Linked DNA regions of Homo sapiens: region 1 is linked to region 2. A link is an interaction called in ENCODE POLR2A ChIA-PET data of the cell type or tissue named here. Cell type or tissue: GM12878. All regions are shown on one strand. Each heading gives the region's core, and the rest is flanking DNA. Links, peaks and the distances in the headings are about the cores only. Region 1 overlaps DUSP22 (dual specificity phosphatase 22). Region 2 holds the start of IRF4 (interferon regulatory factor 4).

Evidence for each region. ChIA-PET counts read pairs that join two places held together with the same protein. Peaks named below come from ENCODE experiments on the same cell type or tissue, not always from the same donor. Only the 100,000 strongest peaks of a DNase experiment are listed, where the experiment ranks them.
Region 1: POLR2A ChIA-PET joins it to region 2 with 20 read pairs; 10 of 35 experiments call an interaction of 5 or more read pairs at or near these places.

The regions. Positions count from the first base shown.
Region 1 is chr6:299,556-311,553 of GRCh38, reverse strand. It overlaps DUSP22 (dual specificity phosphatase 22), which reads right to left. Exons shown (of 7, transcript NM_001286555.3): 2 at 6,893-6,926. Among named protein-coding and RNA genes, the nearest start is that of DUSP22, 13 kb to the right of the region's middle. RefSeq lists enhancers at 6,539-6,588, 7,408-7,487. In GM12878, for the core only: no CTCF peak of the experiment used is centred there; DNase peaks (open chromatin) are centred at 5,493 and 6,003; H3K4me3 peaks cover 1,108 bases; H3K27ac peaks cover 2,500 bases.
Region 2 is chr6:384,832-394,478 of GRCh38, reverse strand. IRF4 (interferon regulatory factor 4) reads right to left here and starts at 2,727. Exons shown (of 9, transcript NM_002460.4): 1 at 2,670-2,727; 2 at 1,111-1,381. The coding sequence starts at 1,326. RefSeq lists enhancers at 311-360, 401-510, 4,708-4,757 and silencers at 761-820, 861-1,040, 1,341-1,390, 1,571-1,680, 1,791-1,840 and 3 more. In GM12878, for the core only: no CTCF peak of the experiment used is centred there; no DNase peak of the experiment used is centred there; H3K4me3 peaks cover 2,417 bases; H3K27ac peaks cover 2,436 bases.

The DNA.
Region 1 (11,998 bases), core at 4,259-6,758, 87 kb after region 2:
CGCCCGCCACCACGCCCGGCTAATTTTTTGTATTTTTAGGAGAGACGGGGTTTCACCGTGTTAGCCAGGATGGTCTCGATCTCCTGACCTCGTGAGCCGCCCGCCTCGGCCTCCCAAAGTGCTGGGATTACAGGCGTGAGCCACCGCGCCCGGCCTTGCCTAACTTTATTTCTGATTGTCTCATCTTTTGACCCAGAGTGAGAAAGAAAAAAACTTTCTATGAGGAAGAAGAGTCCCTTTAAATGATCAGGTGCAGAAAGGCCTCTGTAATATAACAGCAGTCTCCTCTCCCTCCCCCTTGAGCTAAATGGTTACCTTGAAGCCATCTGCTATGTGGTCCCTAGACTGATGCCAAGTAGACATAAAATGCCATACATCATAGTTCAATATCGTATAGCCAGGCACTAACCAATGTTATTTCTATAAACCAATGAGAATTCCTGCTGAACAATTTTTTGTAATTGCCACTCTCCTGATTCGTCTTTTTTTCTTTAAAAACTTGAGCCCCTATTTTACTCTCCGGGGCACTCCCCAAGGCAACCTGAAAGTGTGTTTCAGGCTACAGTCCTCAAGCTTGGCCCAAATAAACCCTCTGTATTAATTTTGCCTCAGCTTCTTCCTTTTAGGCAACAAAAGTGTTAATCTAGAAATTGAAATGCACTTAGATTAATAAACATTGTAATCATGATGGATTACATGGATTACATCATCAAGAAGGTAAATTTACGAGACCATTTTGTAGTTAGCATTTGTAAGAGATGACCTTAGGTCAGTCTTTCTGCATGAGACACATAATATTAGGGATATTTAAAATATTTTTTTAATTCAATGGCCTCTTAATGATGAGAATTCTTAAAAAGCTAAATACAAAACCATTAACTCTAGAAGACAAAGGAAACTGCCCATTACTTCTTTCCCCAGACGTCAAAAGCAGGGACAGTTCTGGATTCAGACAGGACTGTGGTTTACATCATCTATATTCACTTTAAAGCACAATTAAAAAATGAAACTTTTTCTGGAAATTCCAAACAGAACTGTCTATCAGCTATCAGTTGGCTATTAAATTATCTCCATATGAAACTAAGAAGATAACAAAATTATATTCCCTTCCAATGTCCCTACCTGCAAAAAGAAGACCAAATGGTGTGATCCCCTGAAGTGGAACCCTTCTACTAATCTACAAAACAGGGGGCCAGCAGGAAATGAGGAGGTCCACTTCCCTACACCCCCATCCCAGCCTGGCTGAACTTTCCTAAATGATACAGGAGAAATGGATCAGAAGGCAAATGTTTAGGCCGGGCATGGTGACTGACACCTGTAATCCCGGAACTTTGGGAGGCCGCGACGGGCCAATCACCTGAGGTCAGGAGTGTGAGACCAGCCTGGTCACCACGGCGAAACCACATCTCTACTAAAATTACAAAAATTAGCTGGGCGTGGTGGTGTGCACCTGTAAACCCCACTACTCAGGAGGCTGAGGTAGGAGAATCGCTTGAACCCAGGAGGCGGAGGTTGCAGTGAGCCGAGATCGCCCCACTGAACTCCAGCCTGGGCAACAGAGTGAGAGTCTATCTCAAGCAAAACAAAACAAAACCAAACAACAACAACAACAAAGAAAGGCAAATGTTTAATTATCATGGTTCTGGAGACTATTTCATGGCATGGGAAAATGCTCAGGGTATAATGTAAAGCAGGTACCAAACCATAAATATGACACAAACCCAACGTATAAAAATGCAGAGACAAACACATGGCAGGGAGGATGGCGGGACTGGTACAAAGACAGCCCCAGCTCAGAGACGGAATTACAAGGGTTTTCTTCCTTCTTTATAGTATGTGTGTGTGTGTGTGTGTGTGTGTGTGTGTGTGTGTGTTCTACATGAGTGGCTCTGAAGTTTAACACCCTAGGAACTGCCAAGAGGCTAGTTAGAAAGATCTACCCTGGGGCTGAGGAATCTCCATCTCTAACAAGCCTTGATGATGAAGCAGAAGTCAAGAAACATTGTTCTAAACATTCAGCAACGTCAGGAAAAAAAATTTAGGTGATATTAAAATACCACTTTTAAGACTCTTTTCATTGCTCCAACCTCTCAGGCTTCAAATTCCAGGCTATTGCTTTCCCAGATTCAAATTTTCGAGCTTCAAATTTAGGGCTATTGTTTTCAAGTATTTTGCCTAAGTTTATTTCTGACTGGCTCATCTTTTGACCCAAAGTGAGAAAGAAAAAACCTTTTTATACGAGGAACATGAGCCCTTTAAGTTATCAGGCTCAGAAAGGCGTCTATAATATAATAGCAGTGTCCTCTCACTCCCCCTTGAGCTAAATAAATAGTTACCTCAAAGCCACCTGCTATGGATGAGAGCCATCTACATAGCACATGGGGACTCACTGCCAACCCCCAACCCCTCACAAGTTGGGGTACCAGCAAGGCTAGCTTAGAATTAATTAGGCAGAAGCTAGAATCGTTTTGGAAGCCACAGGCAGCCAGTTCCCACATTCACACCAAAATGGGATTTTCCAATCGCCACCAGCATGGGACATTTTAGAAAAGCAGTGAAACAGACAAAGCCACAGCTTCAGCGCTCACAGAACCTGGAGGAGGTGGGGCGAGGACCCAGTAGAGGCGGGGCAGCCTGATGGCGCCAGCTCATCTGACCCACCCACCTGGCTCCTCCAGACACCCATTCCACCTGGCATTTGAATGTCAACCATCCGTATTTGTTTCAATCTACTTTTCTCCTTTCACAAAGCTTTATTGGGATATAATTCACATACCATAATACGGACCCTGATCAAGTATATGATTCAATGGTTTCATACGTTCACAAGGCTGCACAATAGCCACAATATATAACTTTAGAACATTTTCTTCACCCCGTAAATATGCTTTGATAATACAGAGTGAATCTTTTTAAAGTGGCCTGGGGAAAAAAGCATACATTTCTGAATAGAGAAGACCACTTGATATCACGACAGCCCACTGCCGGCTGGACTCCAAAGCACAGGGAAGCACTCCGGGGCCAGCACCTCCCCTCTTCCTCACCGCACGCTAGCACCGTGTTCGCTGATGCATCCTTTCCCATAAGGCACAGGCTCTGCCCACTTACTTCAGAGTGCATAAAATGCTTAATCAAACCTGCTGGGTGATGACCCTGGAACTTTAATTCTTACAGACTTCACACTATTGGTTGTCCTGGAAGGCGACCTACAATCATGAGCAGCGAGGTAATGAGCTGGGAATCCAGCTGTAAGGCTCAAGGTGGAGTTTCCTAATGTGCACAGACACAAGCTTGTACATTTCAAACTAGCTCCTCCTGAGCACAGACCTAGAGGGGCAGAACTTAGCGCTTTGGTGCTCAACATGGGGTCCTCCAACCGGCAGCAGAGCATCAAGTAGACCCCATGTCTACTTGATCAGAACATGCGCTTTAAGAAGAACCCCAGAAGGTCATGTGCACCCTAACACTGAGCCCTGGAGGGAATGACCTTTGGCCCGGTGCCAGCGGGCCCCTCCCCAACTGGCAGTCACAAATGCAACAGGTTAGTAATTCATAAAACCAACAGGAAGGTTATCAGTTAGAATTCATGTGGAAAAAATAAGTCTGGATGGACATATGCTGACCTGTTAAGCATGGTGATTTTGTCTCAGTAAGCTGACAGCAGACTACCTCTGACCAGGCTGGCCTTGTCCAAACAACTGGGTACCCACCAGGACTGTCTGTCTTACTGGCAGGCACAAAACACAAGCTCAAGACTGCGAACATGGTCTCAATGCACACCACTCACGTACACACAGTACCTAAGAGCGTTCCCACTTTTCTAGAATTCTGTGGACATCTTCAAACAATGAGGGCTTCGTCTGTCAGCTGACATCTACTGTCGCTGGTGCCAAGTTGTAAGGAAGCCACGGACCCACCCTCCGGCCCAGGGAGGGGCTGCTCTCTCTGGCTTCCACTCCCTGCCTTCCCTCCTGGCTTCTGGGCAAGGCTGCCTGCTGCATCCTGGAGCCTCAACAGAGAGGCTCTCACCAAAGCATCGAAGACCCAAAGACCGGGCTCCAGAGCTGGGTTTGTTTGTGGTTCTTCTCCAGGAGCAAAAATCACCAGGCGCTACAAAACCATTTGTGGATTCATTACAAAGCTTTTTTTTCTTAAGAGTTGCAGAGTGACAGGCGAGGGATCCTACTGAAAGGAAGGAGGGAAGAGGAGAAGGAAGGGAGGGAGGGAGAGAAGTGGGGAGGGAAGAAAGGAAACGGGAAGGGGAAGAGAAGGGAGGGGAGGAAGGAGAAGGGACAGAAGAAGGGAGTGACTGTTTACGTTCCTTTCTACTCTACTGGTTCTTGTGTTACAAGAGGCACATATTACTCGTAATTTTAAAAGAGCAGGATAAATGACTATATGAGATGCCAGGCAAGAGCACAGATGACAGCTGGATTCACCGCCCAGGAAAAAAGAAAGAGGCCACATTCCACATTGGGTTTCCACCCTTGCCAGCCAATGCCACCCAGCTGCCTACTGCAGACCTGGCATCGATCGGGCTCCCATGGCAGTAGCAGTGAGTGTGTGGGTGCTTATTTATCAGGGCACCAGGTATTGGGCACTGAGCCCACCGAGGGCATCACCCATTGTCTGGGTCAGCCCCGCTACAGCCCTGTGAGACAGACTCCATCTTCCCAGTCTACACCCCCAGGTGTGTAACTCATGTGAGGACACACACTGGCCCCTTCCTGTTCTGCACCTGCTGTTGGACTCTGATAGCCTGAGGGCAGGGACACTGGTCCACATTCAACTCCCAGCACATCGTGTGTTCCCGATAAGCTTGTGCAATGAACAAGTGAATTCACAGCACAATTGGGGAAAATACTTCCTCTCCTTCGAGCCACTCGCCAATTCACTGTACTCTCATTCCTTTCTTTTAGATAAGCCTTGTACCTGGAAAGCGTTTAATAAATATTTGGCTAACGAGTGAATAAAACACAACCTCATACCAATATCAGAATAACTTAAGGTAATAATGCAGCATTAACCCTATGAACAAGGAGAGGTGGTGGGCTGTTTACAACACTCTCATAGACGAAACCACAAAGCACAAGATCCAGGAACTTGCAAGGAGTCCTATGTTATTGAATATTTAGAAAACAGGTATAGCTTGTAGTGTGAAAAGAGTTTTAAATATTTCCTTAAAGCTGTCCTTCCAAAAAAAGTAACCTTTCATGATTAAGGCTAAAACTCTCACATACTGTTGTCAGAAGTGTTGAATTTGGTTCATATTTATTAAAATTTTTAATTTCAAACCTTTCATCTAGCAATTCTACTTCTAAGAACTTATCCTAAACTCTGTTCTCAAAGACACTCCCTTTCCCCATGAAAACAGTTAATAACTCACTAAATAACTCTGACGTTTGCTACATTAATGTATCCTGGCCTACTCACCACAAAGGGTTTGCTGCTTTTTCAGAACTACAAAGCTTACTAATTTAGCAAGTCCAGTACTATTTTTAACATGTTCTTGTAGCAATTAGCAGCTGTCAGCTCTCTGTGCTCAATTCTCTTTGAGGCCTAATAGTGAGCTGGGGGGATACGGGTGTGTGTGTGGAAACAGACATTATAGAGCAACAATAAAGATTATTTGTACAATCAATTTGAATCTGAACTCAGAAATTTCAGCAACATCCAGAAAGCCAACAGGAGTGGCCATGTTCTGGCTTGTTAGGGAAGGGAGGAGCATTAGCTGCCTATGACATGGTCTGGCTCTGTCCAACCTAACATGAGTGGGGACCTGCCTGCAAGCTTCCCAGGTCTCTCCCATCCTATTAAGGGCCCCTCATCTCTATCTTCCCACCTCATCTCAGTGATTCACTTACACAAACTCTGAAGGTCACCTGGCAGGGGGACTTGGCCCCTCCCTGGAAGCCGACAAGCCCAGTGACCACCGTGCTCCAGAGCTGAGTGAAAATAGAGTCAATAGCTGACAGTAAATCAATCAGTACGGAACAAGTGGCAGGAAATGTGTGAGAAGAGAAGCACCAGATGAGAAGAATCTGCCAGAGATGAAATTGTCACTCTTGTTTCCCAGGTGACTTAAAAAGAACAGGCTTCTGAAAATTTCTCAATAGTAACTAAAAAATGAAAGTTGTAAAAGGTTATAAATAAGTCACATGATTGCTAAATGTGCCTGTTGTCCAACACCTTTTGATGATAATGTTCCAACAGGTGTGGAGAGTTCAAAGGAGAACCAGGGCAGAGCTGGAGCGGGCACAGCCTCACATCACTCCATCAGGTGATGGTCAAGGGGCTGCGGTGCACCCAGCAAGGGGCTTGGGTGCAAGTGGGGGCCACTCCCAGAACAGACTGTAGACTGAGTCTACACTTTGCCTGTCAATCTCACCCATGAGAAGTCTAAAGCTGATCTTTTAAAAAGTGAACTCACTTTTGGTGGAAACAGTCCAAGTGTCCACGAACAAATAAATGGAAGCAAAATGAGGCCTATGCACACAATGGAGTATTATTCAGCTTTAAGAAGGAAGGCCATTCTGACACACGCCGCAACACGGATGAACTGTGACACTGTGCTCAGTAAAATAAGCCAGTCCCAAAAGCACAAATACTGCATGATTTCACTAAGAGGAGGCTCCGATAGTTGTGAGATTCATAGAGGCAGAAAGCAGAATGGTGGCTGCCCGGGGCTGGGAGGAGAGGAATGGGGAGTTGGTGTTTTAAGGGACACAGTTTCAGTTTGGGAACATGAAAAGTCCTGCAGAAGGATGTTGGTGATGGCTGCACAGCAATGCAAATTACTTAAAGCCACTGACCTATACACTTTAAAATGGTCAAGATGACACATTTTATGTTATGTGTATTTTATCACAACAATAAAAAAGCAAGAACTCACCTTTGAAGTTGCCGATGTACAGGCCGGGCAGGATCTAGGAGAGAGACAGACACAGACATGAGCATGGCAGACTCTAAGTGGATGGTATTGCAGAAGGGGGCCTCATCCAGCAGCAGGATCCCTGCAAAGGCCAGGTGCTTCCCCAGTACAGCACCTCCCTGACAGACACGCGGGTGACCCAACATCCCCAGCGGCCTGTGGAAGGCCGTGGGTTGGTGCCCATCGACTCGCTGGGTTTAGGGCCCGGCTTCGACCCCGTCATCCTCATTTGCAGCCCTGCAGTGCTGGTGGGCATTCTGAGGGTCCAAGTCCCCTGCCCCGCCTGCCCACCCTGGCCCCACAGCCCTGGCGGCCCTGCAGCTCTGCACTCTGCTGCACGAGGCCACTGCACACACGGTGCCCACTGCAGGCGGTTACACTCCCGCCCACCTCACCCTTGGCCAGTCCTGAGCCCCAAGTCCAGGGTTGGCCCCCGGCTCAGTGACAGTAGCCCTCTATGTCCCCTGTGTGGCGATGCTGCTGCGAGGGCATGACCAGGTGAAGGCCCATCTTTCTGTCGGGGAAAACTCCTTGGGCAGCAAACGAATCCTGTTGCTCACTGCTGCCTCCCCAGCCCCAGGCCAGGATGACAGTCAACAATGGGTTGTTAAATAAATGATCCAACCTCCACATATATGCAGGTTAAGAAGAACACGTCTTTGTTGCAAAATGTCAACTCTTCTAAGGCAGTGGTTCTCAAACCAAACTCCCCATCAGAACTCCAGAATCTGTTAAAAATACACATTTCTGGGCAAGCCCTCCTCTCCACCTCCAGCCCCCGCATGGAATGATTTAGCAGGTCGGCAATGAGAAATTGGGGTGGCTTCTTTCACACCCACAATTTGCGAAGTAGGAAGCAAATTCTTGTCTTGCCAGCACTTTGCATGGACACTCTGAAATTTAAATAAGAACACAGTACCACTTGTTAAAGTATGCTCACGATATCACTTGCCACGATTTCCAAGCACATACAACCAGCTCGTCTTGGTGACGCTTCACCACAGATCCCTAGATGTCCTAGCCTCGCCCCCACTGTCTGCCAACCCTGCAGCTCCCCTATCTTCCTTCACTCCCACTGAGGAAGTCCAAAGAGCCTGTAGTACAGTTCTTCATGTTAGCTGATTTCTTCAAGCATCTTCCTGACCACCGGCTGCCTCGCTAAAAACCCATGGCTCATGTCTAGTGATTGCAGGGGATCTATTGTGGCTCATGTCAGGGCGGCAGTGCTAGGCCCAGAGCTAGTCTCTGTGCAGAGGGACAACCAGCCAAGGGGCCACGTAATGTATCGGCCAAACTGGGACAGTCCAAGAATGAAAAGAGGCTTTGCTAATCATTACTCCGAGACAACAGTCTATACTTTATCATTCCTATCTTGAAAGACGGGAACAATGCAAGTTCGTCCTGGATGTGGATCCCACTGATGTTCTCTGGCAATGCTTGACTGCACAGAGCTTTGCTGTGTGTAGTCTCTCATTCCCGAGGGTCTCTCCTGCCTTTTTTAGGATGTGGCAGTAGACACTAGAGAGCATCATTGCCATGTGGCTCTTCTGTCTGGCAGTGCAATGACCCCTCCTTGACCAAACTTTAGTCAGGTTCCTCTGAGTCCTTTTCTCAACAAGGCCTGGTCCTTGCCCGACCGAGTCCAGTGCGAGCAGAGACCTGCTAAGCGTATCCCCTAAGACCCCACCAAGCTCCTGTTCCTCCACCCCGATGTCTAATCCAGTTCCCCTGAGTGGTATTCCACCCACTCCCTCACCCTGCCCTTGGCTTTCCATCCACCCTTGTTCCTGCCATATTGGAGTCGCGTCCTCCCCTGTTGTGATGGTCTCGAATAGAGTCTTCCTTGCTGGCTTAACCAAGTGTCAGGATCACTTTTTACAGCAGTGACTCTACAGTTATAATCACTAGGCGATTTTCTAGATCAAAATGTTTCTAGACTATAAGCATGTTTATCTGCCCAAAGTCAGAGAACGTATCATAGTGGCTAAAGTTCCTCAGGCACAATGCCGGGCACTCAGCGTAGAGGTGTGACTGAGAGAGACAGGGCCCTGCCCTCATGAGCAGCTCACACAGGGAAAGTGGAGGTGACCTGACCACTCTGGGGTCGCAGAGGGCTTCCTGGGGACAGTGACACTCAGGACCTGCAGCCCAAGAGCAGTGGGCAGACAGGGAGGGGACAGCAGAACGGTCAGCCTGCAGAAAGGGTCTTGTCTCTACTGGAGGGAGTGGGAGAGAGGTGGAGAGAAGGCGGGCGTTAGTGCAAGGAGCTGGTCCTGCACAGCAGACACTGTGGCCACTGGCCACTATCCAGACTCCAAGTTAGGTGCCATGAAATGGAATACGACGCCTAAGATGTGTGGGGCTGTGAGGAAGACGATCTTACGCGTTTTAACTTAATATATCTTGAAAATGGTATGAAAAACAGGAAAGGTACAGCTGTGTGCACGTACACTCCCTTCGTCACCATGCTCACCTCCGTGACGGCGATGGCGGGGTCCTGGAGGAGGGCTTCTGCATTTCTCTCTGAGCTTGCCTCCGCCATCTGACACTCCAGTCCTGTGCATGCACTATGCCAATTTGCACTTTTTTTAAATCAAGAGGGATTATTCGGAAAACAGATTATGGCCCATTTTTGCTTTTTTTCTTTGTACATCTACTATCTTCTCTACTAAGCACAAATTAATACATTTTATATTATCTTTAAAATTAAATGAGGGCATAAGAGTAGACCGTCTCTACATTCTAATGTTGTAGAACCATGATGTTCTGACTCCTAAATTCATCGTCTGGAGCCCGGCTTGCTGCAGGACTATCTCAAGCAAACCACTGTTTTCCCACCACCGTTGTCAAGTCCTCCTGCCCCTGATGGTGCCACCTTCTCCCAGTCACCCCGAATGAAAACCCAGGGCTCCCACCGCTGTGGCACCTCTCTCTCAATTCTCTGCTCCCCTCCTCCCGGGAATTAGAAGGCCTCTCACAGTCTCCCTCCTCAGCCTTGCGCAGAGCCTCAATTCACACAGGGGTTACAGTAGTAAACACTGAACTCATTCCTCTGTCCTATCAAATTAATTTTCTAAAGCCATATTCTTCCTGGGTGATTTTCTACCTCAAAATGTTCAGTAACAACCCTTTTACTTAAAAAATCAAGGCCAAACATTGAACTAAATATTCAGCATGGCTTCCGCAGGTTGGCTCCAACCGATCTCTGAAGGATTTCCCCCAACTTCTTTCTTATGTCCAGCCGAGCCAGGTCATCCCCATTCTCCCAATACCCCTTACTGGTCCCATCTTGCAATAGCACTTTCTTTGCCCTAAATATTCTTTCTAAACAGAGAAGAGGTTCCCACTGTTTGGGGTCCTTTATCCCTTGGGTATGCTCGAAAACCACAAACCCTGTAATGGCCATTTATCTTATTGGTTTTCCAGTCTCTGAAACCCTTTCCTAGGTTTGGGGATACCCTGGCCCCAGGGAGTCTTGGTGGGAAGCAGAGCCCAGCTGTTAGTATAGAAGCTGCCAATGCCAGATACCTGCTCACGTAAGCCTTTGCTGCTACATGGGTGTGACCCACGTGTAACAAGTCTGCACGCCGGCTGCAGGGATAGCCTAGAGTGTCCTCTTTGGCAACAGAGGCAGCAGGGCTGGTGGCACATTCAGTGTCCACTGGCTGTAGCATCAGCATCTTGCGGTAGCCCCAGAAATGCTCTCACTGACCACTTACAGCATCTGCTCCTGCCAAGGTTGCCCCTGAGTCTGGCTCTCCAGCCTTCCAGGCTGTCTGCCCTGTTCTACCTAAGGTAACCACATTTGGATGCTGTTGCTTACAGCCAAGGACCCTGATGTGGGCTTTCAACCTGGAAAAATGCATAAATGCAGAAGAGTGCACAGATCTTGAGGCAAGTCACAGGCACAGCAGGTCTGTTCCTGCCCTGCCTCTAGTACCGAGACCTACCCGCCCTGCTAGGACCAGCTCAACCAGGAACCCTCCAGAGATCACTCCGACAGGAGACTCTGCCCTTTCTGGACTTCACTGCTGCTCATTTGCCATTTACTTCCACGCAGCAGCTCTCCCACTCATGTGCTCCTCTTTGAACTTTCAGGCTCAGCTTCTTAGCGTCTCCCTTCTGAATTCCTGCAGCAGCTTCCTAGTGAGCTCCCTACCTCCAGACTGAGTGGTCCCTCCAAAGGATTCCTCAAACCATCTCAAGTGCAAAGTTGATTGTGTGACTCTTCAGCTTAGGGCTCCGTGTAGCTTTCAGCATGAAACCCAAATTCTACACCTTGGCAAGGGAGACCTTTCAGGAGTGGACCCTCAAATGTCTTCAGCCTGAGCCCGAGCCCGAAGGCATTCTCCAATCTCACCCACATCTAAGGAAGTGACCACGGTGCAACCAACCAACATGGCTATGCAGAGACGCAGGCCAGGGCCCCCAAATTCCAGGCTGTTTTATGGGAAACAGCCCAATTTTCAAATATTGTCAATTAAATTTTAAAAACCACTAAAATACTGTGGTTGACAAACTAAACCCATCTGTGGGCTGACCAGGGCCCATGGACCTCCAGTCTACGATCTCTACCTGCTGCCTGTATCTTCTTTGTAAATATATTTTTGAACTCGATTGGTTCTCCCTTGGGTAGGTACTCAAGTCAACATTTCTCCAATGAATGAGTGAACAAACAGACAATGTGAACAGGGTGAGAGGAAAGGAGAGAGAAAAAATGATGATGAGTGAAGCCTGATACGAGCTGTGCCAGGGAGAGGGAACGCTGCCCCTTTCTGCCCTGAGTGGACTTCCACATGCGAAACGGTGCCCGGCCACACCTGTGGCATGGGCCTAGTGCTGGGGAGCTGCTGCAGCAGCGTGCTGGCAAGGATGGGAAGTCTGACCTGAGGAGGCAACTTCTTAAAAGGAATTGAAGATGAGTATTTTACATACATTTTAAATATTTTTAAGTAATGTAAAGAGAAGACCAAATTGTGTCAGTCAACCTTTAACTTCATGTTTCAGACCAGGAGACTGAGCTAGAGTTTCAAGACTGGAAATGGAAAGCAGGTTGCTCAATCCCTC
Region 2 (9,647 bases), core at 358-2,857:
CAGATATTTTATAAGGAATCTTGAAATTGTATTTCTAAAAGAAAGAATGGCGCATAGGTCCTTCAGATTTACACCGTTGCTCAGAACGTAAACTGAAAGACCCCAGCTATGCTCTAGGAAAATGATTTTCCATCTTGGACCCTATCACTGCCAAGTTGAAGACACATTTTCTGGGTATTTATAACCGGTAGAGTGAGATGCGGAGGTTCCTTGAGGGGGCTCTACCCACCCAGTGTCTGAGTGAGCTTGCCTAGGACTAAGGACAGCTGTGGTGTGAGCTGTCACCCACAGGAGACATCTGGATGGCAGCACAGCTGAGGCACTCTGAGAGCAAATTGAGACCAAATTCCCGGAGGAAGTCCCCTTCCCCTGCTCTGCCCACAGGTGGGGGCTGGGCCCAGACACGTAGTTCTCTGGGTAAACTGCCTTAGGGGAGAACAATCGTAACAACGACACACGTGTGTGCACTCGCGCAAAGGGCAAGGGAGACAGCTCTAGACAGAGGCCCTGAGTTCCACTGCGATGGGGGAAAGAGAGAGACAGAGACACACAAAGAGAAAGACAGAGGTGGGAGTACCCGCAGAGAGCTAGCAGGAGCGAGAAGAGAGGCTGACCTCAGGAAAAACATGGAGAGAGAGAGACTCAGAGAGAAAAGCAGCGAAAAGAGAAACAGAGACGCGGTGAGAGACGAAAACAGCCGCCGGCACAGGCGCGGACGCACGGAGAGGGCGAGGGGGACCCACGGACGGAGGCGGCAGACGGGAGCCCGGAGGAAGGGCGGGAGGCTTGCGTGGAAACGAGAACGCACGGACGAACGCGCAAAACCCCTCAAGCCTTTGGCCGCCCTTCCCCGGGCCCGGCCGGGCCTTCAGCGGTTTCCCTGCAGCCTCCACGCGCCCAGGACCCGGCTCCCGGCCCCCGCGGTCCCGCTGAGAGCCGAGGCCTCCTTTCCTCCTCCTGCGGCTCCGGCGACGCCACCTGATGCCTCCGCCGCCCGCCCGTCCGCCCCGCGCGGTCCCCTGGGCTCGCCTCGGAGGCGGCGCCGGGGACCCCGGGCTCTGTCTCTGGGCCCTCCCCGGCGCGCCCCCGCCGGCTCCCGAGGCCGGAGACCTTGAAGAGCGCGGCGTCCTCCTCGCGGTTGTAGTCCTGCTTGCCCGCGTGCTTCCAGGGGATGCGGAAGATGCTCTTCTCCTCGTTCTCCCACACCAGCCCGGGGTACTTGCCGCTGTCGATCTGGTCGATCAGCCACTGGCGGAGCTTCCCGTTGCCGCAGCTCACCGCGCTCATGCCGAACTCTCCGCCTCGGCCGCCGCCCTCCAGGTTCATGCCCCGCGTGCCGTCCGCGCCCGCGCCCGGGGTCCTCCGCCCGCTCTGCTCTGCACTGCGGGGAGAAGAGCTGCCCTTCAGCCACGAGGCACCGCACTCCGGGCACCCCGCCCCGATCCCCTGCGCCAGTGACCACGAGGCCCCGGAGTCTTTGAGGCTGCGAAGCGCGCGCGTGCCGTGTCAGGGTCGTCCGGGCCCCCGGAAGAAGGCACCTTCGCGGCCGGCCCGGGCGCATCCCCTGGGCGGGCACAGCCGTCCGCCTTCCGAGCTCGGCCCCCGCGAAGGCTCCTACCCGCCTGCTCTCCTGTAACGCACCCGCAGCCCAAAGGCTCCCGACACGCGCCGCTCGTCTTGCACCCTCTCTCCCCACCCAGCCGCCACCCCTCCTGGCCCTCCTTCCGCACTCACTCGCAGCTCTCGCTTGCCTTCGCTCACTCCCAACCCGCTTCTCGCCCCTTCCCCGCGACTCTGTCAGTTTCCACTCCCCTGGCGGCCTCCACGCGCGGAGGACCTCGCCTGCGGCCGGGCGTTCCAGGGGCGCAGCCCCGGGTTCCTCCACCCTCCGCTTTCTCTGCTCGCATCCAGACCCTTCGCCCCGAATAGGACCCCTATCCCTGCCCAGCTAGCGCGCACTAAGTGGGCTCTGCAAACGACAAGTGGCGCAGACGCGGGGGCTGCAGCCCCAGTACGGGGGATTCCGCGCGCAGAGCGTCCGCCGGACCCCGGAGCAGGCCCGGGAGAGCGGAGGCGGGGAGGGCGCGGGAGAGGGCGACGACAGCTGCGGAGCCTGGGAGGCAGGGACCGCGCCAGGCCGGCTAGGCCACCGCACGCAAGGCTCGGAGCGACCCAAATGTGGAGCTCCTCCTCCTCCTGCGCCAGCGGGTGAGCACCGCGCCGGAGGCCGCCGTGAGCTTGGGCCCCTTAGGAACGAAGAGCAGGGGAAGGAGCCTCGGATTGGGGTCCACAGGGCCGGGCCTGTTTCTCGCAGGCAGTTGTGCCGTCTTGTGTGGGTGCCTTGGACGGCCCCGCCTCAGCCACTCCTGGGGCCCCGACAGTCCGGTTAGCTCATCCCGTCCAGCTTGTGGCGACCCCGTCGCAGGAGCGCGGAGGGCAGGCGGGGAGGCTCGGGCAGAGCCAAGGAGGCGGGCCTTGGAGCCCAAACCAGCGCCTCCGGCTCAGCGCAGATGGGGTGGGAGTCGGAGCTCCAGGACGGGGCGCGCTCCCTTCCCGCTCCGAAGCCGGGGTACCCTGCGCTGCCCTGGAGGTCGAACCTCTGGTTCGCGCTCCGGGTCCTCTCTGGTATCAGCCTCACACCCCTCCTCCTGCCCGACTCCAGCCCTTACCTCGCCCTGGACTCGGAGCTGAGGGCAGCGGTGGGTCCCAAGATCGAGCGGTGAAACTGAGAGTGCGAGGTGGGAAAGAGGAACTTTATAGAACTCTCTGGGGCGGGGCCTGGGGCGGGGCGGGGCGCCGAGGCCTGTGGGGGCCGGGGGTTGGACTGGGGAGAGGGACTTTGCAAGCCGAGAGCCGGGGCCGGCCGGGCGGGCGAGCCTCAGGGCCGGCGTGAAGGCTGGGGGCTGCCGCGGCCGGGGTGGGGTTCCCGCGCCCTTGGCGACCCTCCGCGCGCCGCGCCCGGAGAGCGCACCTCCAGCCGGGCGCGCGCCGCTTCGGGGACTGTCACTGGGGCCGTTTCCCGCGAAGGGCGAGGTGCGAAATGCGAATCTCGCCTTTGCGCCAGGACCTCAGGAGGCCAGTCAATCACTAAACTGCAGCGATGTGGCCAGGGCGGGAAATGGGGGGCGTGTAGTAGCGGGAATCTGGTGCGAAGGGGACTTCGCTTTGCAGAGCGTGTAACGGAAGACGGAGGAATGGTCCAAAGAGAACTGGAGGTGGAGGTTGCGGGAGCACCCTCGGCAAGGCCATCACCGGGAACCCTGCCTCTCCGCGGTGTTTAGAGAACATCGCACTCACTAAAAAGAAAATAGGAAATGGCCCAGCTCCCTTGAGCTATTAAGCTTGATTCAAATACTGTCTCTGCGTGTCTGACATGCTTACATCCTTTTGCATCTATTAGGCTGGTGAATTGAAGTGACTCAGACAATGCCCCGGCCCCGAAGTTTTAATTATCTTAGCATGAAAGAGATGGGGGCGGGGAGAGGCTCCCTAAGGATCCAAGTGCTTAATCACTTCCAGACTTCAGTTCACCTTAAAATGATGTCGTTTTAACCTCAACCTGGAGGAAAGCAGTTTACCAGTGGGGTATAAAAGCCCAAAATAGGCCAGGCGCTGTGGCTCAAGCCTGTAATCCCAGCACTTTGGGAGGCCGAGGCGGTGGATCGCCTGAGGTCAGGAGTTCGAGACCAGCCTGGCCAACACGGTGAAACCCCATCTCTACTAAAAATACAAAAATTAGCCGGGCGTGGCCCCAGCTACTTGAGAGGACGAGCCACGAGAATCGCTTGAACCCGGGAGGCTGAAGTTGCAGTGAGCCGAGGTGGGCGACAGAGCAAGACTCCATCTCAAAATAAATAAATAAAAGCCCAAAATAGGAATAATACTTAAGTGGACCAGGGATTTTACATACTTTTCCAAGATGTCCTTAATCGCAAAATTAACCCCCTGAGCTTTCACCCGTTGAGCTTTCGATCGTCTGAGATGCTGAGTATGTGCATTTACTTCGCATTTTCAGGTAAACCATCAGATCTCTGGTTTCTATATGATTTTAGACCACCACCACCGTAGGTCAACCTGCAACTTTTGAAAAGCTTTTGATTTCACTTATTTCTCAGTTTTTGTTTTAATCTTATATATTGGGTCAATGTCTCCTAACCAAAGAAGAATCTATGTTTAGGCTAGAGCAAAACAGGTAGTGAGGTATGGATAGGTATGCTTTTCCTAAAACCAACAGACGTTCTCAGAAATTAACAGGATGCCATTTTTTATTTCACCCAAGTAAGTTTTCCATTACCAAAGTCTATGTAATAAACAACAGGGTTTTGTTCACAAAAAGTTCTGGTCACAACCTGTTTTTCTTCCTTTCCTTTCACAGATTTATTCACTTGACAAATGTATTTTGAGCACCTGCTACTTGTCAGGAACCGTCCTAGGCACTTGGAACACATCAGTGAACAAAGCAAAGATCGTTGCCTTCTTGTTGCATTATATTTTAATCAGTGTTACCTTTCCCTCAAACGTTCACAAACATACCAGAGAGGAGTTTGCTGAGGACAAAAAATGGCAAATGAGAGCTTTTTGCACTTTCGTATACGTGTCCTCTGCACCGGGTTTAGTCATTTTCAACATACCCTCCCCTCACTCATCCACATCCTCTGCTTTTAGTTCAGAACAACAGTCGTTGTGTGAAACTCTGAGCCTTCACACCACTACCTTGTTTTTAAATGTAATTGCTAATCTTCAACGCCATCTTCTGGTTTACTCATTTGCCATATTGATCCACTAGAAGTTATTTTTCTTAATGATGATGTGAATACAAGTAATAAAACATTTTAATCACTAAAACTCCGGATGGCCTCATTACCCGTCAGGGAGGCAGTGAACAGGTAGCAGCTGGCAGTGGTGACCAAGGACTTTTATATCTTAGTCACGATTGAAACAAAAAACGGCAAAGGTTCTCAAATTGAAAAGCTTCCCCACCAAACTCCCACCCCCTCCACACACTGAGACTTGAGAAAATCGGTATTCCTTAGTAAAAGGCTGGATATTTATCAGTAAATGACACAACTTGTTGACAAGCAGAAACTAATAGGAAACCAGTTCATTGAATGTGTACCCAAAACAAAGGCTGACCGTGATATTCCACGAGGAAGTTACTTATTTAGTGAATTATCCGTATGTTGAGGTTGTAGTCGGCACACCATCTGAATGGAGCATTTCCATTTTCAATTTCACATTTATCGTAAAGAGTCTGCAAGAAAAGCTGAATTTACCTCAATTCAGTATTTTAAAAGCCAATCTTTAAAATTATACATTCACATGCAAGTAAAATATTTCAGAAAAACCCATCCTACACACACAAACACACACACTAGATTCTTAAAATCTTGGATAACACTATTTTCCCACTAATTCACTCTTTAAAGGGGGGGGCTACAATTGGCTAAAAACAATGCAACTGTATCCATAAAGAAATATAAAGGGCAATCATTTTTAATTACCAGAAAAAATCAGGAAAATACTGAAAGTGCTATTTTCATGTAATTTATATAGAATATATGTCTCTTCTAATCCTCTTTGGTTATATGTGTTTGCAAATCTAATTACTGGCCATGACACATTGCATGGCCAAAAGGTAGTATCATTGGGGATTAAATAAGTGCTTGAGTTTTTAAGGCTGTGAGGCCTTGGGAGAGCCATTTAACCAAAGTCCTACTTCTGGGTGTACAAGGAGGGTGGGGGTGTCCCTGCCTCCCAGCAGTGTTTGTTGTGATGATGAAATGATGCTTTGCGCAATGCCTGGCACATCATCATGTTCAACAAATCAGGGCTATTATCATTTACTACGCACTTCAATACTTAGGGGTATCTCACGGACTTTCACTCATTTGGCCCCCAAACCAAACCTGGCAGGCAAGGAAGGCGGGATTCAGCCCAAGTGTAGGGAGAACGAAAGAGATTGTGAGAGGTCCAGATGGCTGGCCCAAGGACACAGCTCTGAGGAACTATTTTTTCTCCTTGTACACAGGGATTGGCTGCATTTGGCATGACTATTTCAGAATCAGCCTCTGAGTGCAGGCTGTCATAGGAGGGGGAGTTTCATCTCTGGTCAGGTCAGTGTGGGTAAGAAAGTCTTCCCTGGCCTCATCCTCCGCCCCTGTGAAGTGGAGGCCGGCGGCAAGTGACCACTGAATCCTCGTTTAACCCTAAGTAGGTGTTTTTTTCTTTCTGTTGCAACTTAGGATCATTAATGGCTGCCTCGTGGCCTTTTTGGTTATGGTAAATTCAGAGTAAGGAAAGCTGCATTTTATTTTTAAGCCATGGATCTAACCATTGACCTTCACTTTATTCTTCTTCACAAGGCTAAATTCTCTTTGAGGAAATGAGAGAAACCTGGTGCTGCCTCTTAGCCACTCTTCTCGAATGTTTAATCCTCTGGAAAAAAAAAATCTAACCTTCTAAGCTACTTATACCAGAGAGGAGTTGGGATGGAACACTCTGGAAATGAGATTATATTATAAATGCTCTCACTGCACACTCAGTTTAAAATAATTGAATGTTATTTGAAAAGTGATAAATTCTTTGGTAATAGAATACAGAGCATAAACCTGGATTTTTTCAAGTAGAGCTGTACACATTTTCCTAATTTAATTAGCAGAATGCCCTGAGTGCCTTCAATGAGAAAATTTGCAGAGCTTCGACAGTAAGCATTCCCAGGGCACAGGGCGTTCAGGACCAGCTTGTGATCTCTTTGAGGGCAGAGTTAGTAAGCGGGGCTTTTTCCTACATGCAGAGAAGAACCCGCTTTCAGGCTTGTAGGAAATGAGACTTGTGATTGTAATCGATGACGTAATGAGAAGCCAAGGATACGAGGTGATGTCTCCTTTCCCTGTTTATAAACAGCTCTTCCCTTTTCGCCTGCTCTTCTTGCCAGCATTCTAAGAAGAGTCCTGGCAACACTTCCCACCTCTCTGACGTGTCATGCTCTCTACAGAAACAGTGACGTGGCTTTACACAGGGCCAGTTGACACTGCCAACTCCTTAACCAAGCCAATGAAAACGCAAATGGTTTGCAATACCTTTGGGCAATTTTCTGAAAACTGAAGCAAGAGGTGAAAGGCAAACGGCTTTGTCTAATTCCACCCATTTGTAACAGCGCCTAATGTTGGGTTATTCTAAAGTTCATCAACGGCTCTTTCAGCGAAATTTTGTGAAACAGCATACCGTCACTTGTCACACATAAGACTCTAGGCATGCTGGATAGAGGAGTGTATCTTTCTAGAAAGGTTAGGTTATGCTGTGGTAACGAGACCCCCTGAGATTCTGGGGGGGGGGTTACTTCTTGTTCAAATGAGATATCCATGGCAAAGCCACGGGGATCCGGAACATTCCTGGCCACCTGATGGAGAGAAGGGTACGGGAGAAGCATGTGCTGGCTCTGTTAGTTCCTGCCCGGCAGCGAGTTACATGGCTTTGGCTCATATTCCCCCGTAATAAGGTAAGAACTACAGTAAAGGAGGAATTATCTGGCCATAGTGTGGGTACCGCCCGAGAGAGAACAATGGCCAGGAGGCCGGGGAGGCCTCGGGGTGAGGTAGAGAGCTCTCAGACGGGCAGGTGCATGGGTGGCAGAGGAGGGAAGGACAAGCAGTTATGGGGCTGAGTAGACGTGCTCGGCAGGGGGTGGGGCGGTCGGGGAGTCAGGGGTTGCTGGAGGGTTTCCAGGATGGGGAATGACACAGGAGTCCCCTGTATCCACCGTTTCCCTTTCCACAGTTTCAGTTACCTGAGGGCAACCTCAGTCTGAAAATAAGAAATGGAAAATTCCAGAAATCAACACTTTGTGTTTGAAGTTGCATGCCATTCTTTGCAGGGTGGTGACATCGCGCAGGGTCCCGCTTCATCCCTTCTGGGATGTGAACCACTGCTTTGTCCAGCAGACCCCACTGTATATGCTGCTGGCCCATCAGCCATGTGGCAGCCATCAGGCCATTAGAGGGCAAGTGCCATGCAGTGAGATGTTGGAGAGAGCAACAACATCCACAGCTTTCATTACAGCGTATGGTCATCATTGCTTGGTGTTATTATTAGTGTTGTTAATCTCTCACTGTGCCTAATTTATAAGTTACACTTTATCCTAGCTATGTACGTACAGAAAAAAACATAGTCTATAAGGGGCTCAGTACTGTCTTCTATTTCAGGCATCTGCTAGGGGTTTTGGAACATATCTATCCCCTGAGAATAAGGGGGGACTACTATTACCAAGAACCCTGATAAAGAAGTGAGGAGGAGGAACACGATTACCGGGGAGACAGGCGAAGTTAGAGATGCTGTCTCACCATCCATGCTGAGTTATTTATCCAGCAGGCATTGGGAAACACAGAGTTTCTTTCAATCACCTTTGAACCGTGACATCTAGAAGTAGTGAGTGGCTCATAGTAATATGCTATAAACATGACTGTGTCTTGCCTCTTGGGTCATGCTTTTGTTGACAGTGATCCTAGTCCTCCTTCAGCCTTTAACAGGGACGGTGGCAGACTCTGAGATGGAGGTCAGCATGTATGATTAGGGAGCATGCTTGGTTGGAGTCAAGGGGAAGGGAGCAGAACTGGGCCGAGAGGTGCCCGTGATGCAACGCCAAGCCAAATGGACTCCAGTCAATGCTGCAGAAAGCTCTGGAGCTAGGACGAGCCTGTTCCAGCGTGGAGTGAAGGGATAGGGCCCCCGCAGCCCTGACTGAGCTAGCATTGGGTGCCAGCTGCCTCTAGAGGAGACGTGACCTGGGAAGTTCGTTTTCTCCAGCTGGAGCCATCGCCACAGAAGGCTGCCTGCTGAGAACCACCTCCCAGGAGCAGTCTCAGTACCCGAGGGAATGAACCTCTCACTCCCAAGTGGGAATCCAAGCAGTGCACAGCAACATCCACCCAAGTCTACACCTCGTTCTGCTGTGATCCATTTCCTCTCATAGCTCCTGAGGGCAGCTCCTCCTGGTTCCAGTGGGCCTCCATCCCTGGAGGAGGGTTGCCAGTTTTAGCAAATAAAAATGCAAAACTCCCAGTTAAATTGGCATTTCTGATAAACATTGAATAACTTGTTTTAGTATAGGTGTATTCCATGCAATATTTGGGACGTACTTACACTAAAGAAACTACTTGTTGTTTATCTGAAATTCAAATAGCAACTTTATCCTGGAGAAAACTTAGAAGAGGAAAGTTAGTGGAACAGATTCCAGCCTCAGCCCCTGCAGCTGGAACGCCAGTGAAGACTCGTGAGCGCCTCCTGCTCTGTCCTTTCTAGATGCTCCCACCTTTCAACTACAGCTCAGTGGCCATACCCAAGCCTTCATCCTTGAGGGCTTTGAACTGGTCACGGTGCCCTTCCTGGTCCAGGGGTGCTGCACCTCCACATACCATTTTCCATCAGTACACACAGGGAGAGCCAAGAGGTGCCCGGATGGGTTGCCGGGGTCCTGCCCCATTGTATAGCAGCAGCTCCACACCTCCTGATGACCAAGGTCAACATGCCTTCTTGCTGCTAAGCTCCACCCAAGGAGCCTCCCAGAGGCCTCCCACAGCTTAGAGTCTAGTGGCACCCTTTCTGTGTCTCCTGGAAACTTGCAGAAACAAGAAGCACAAATTCCCCAAGGG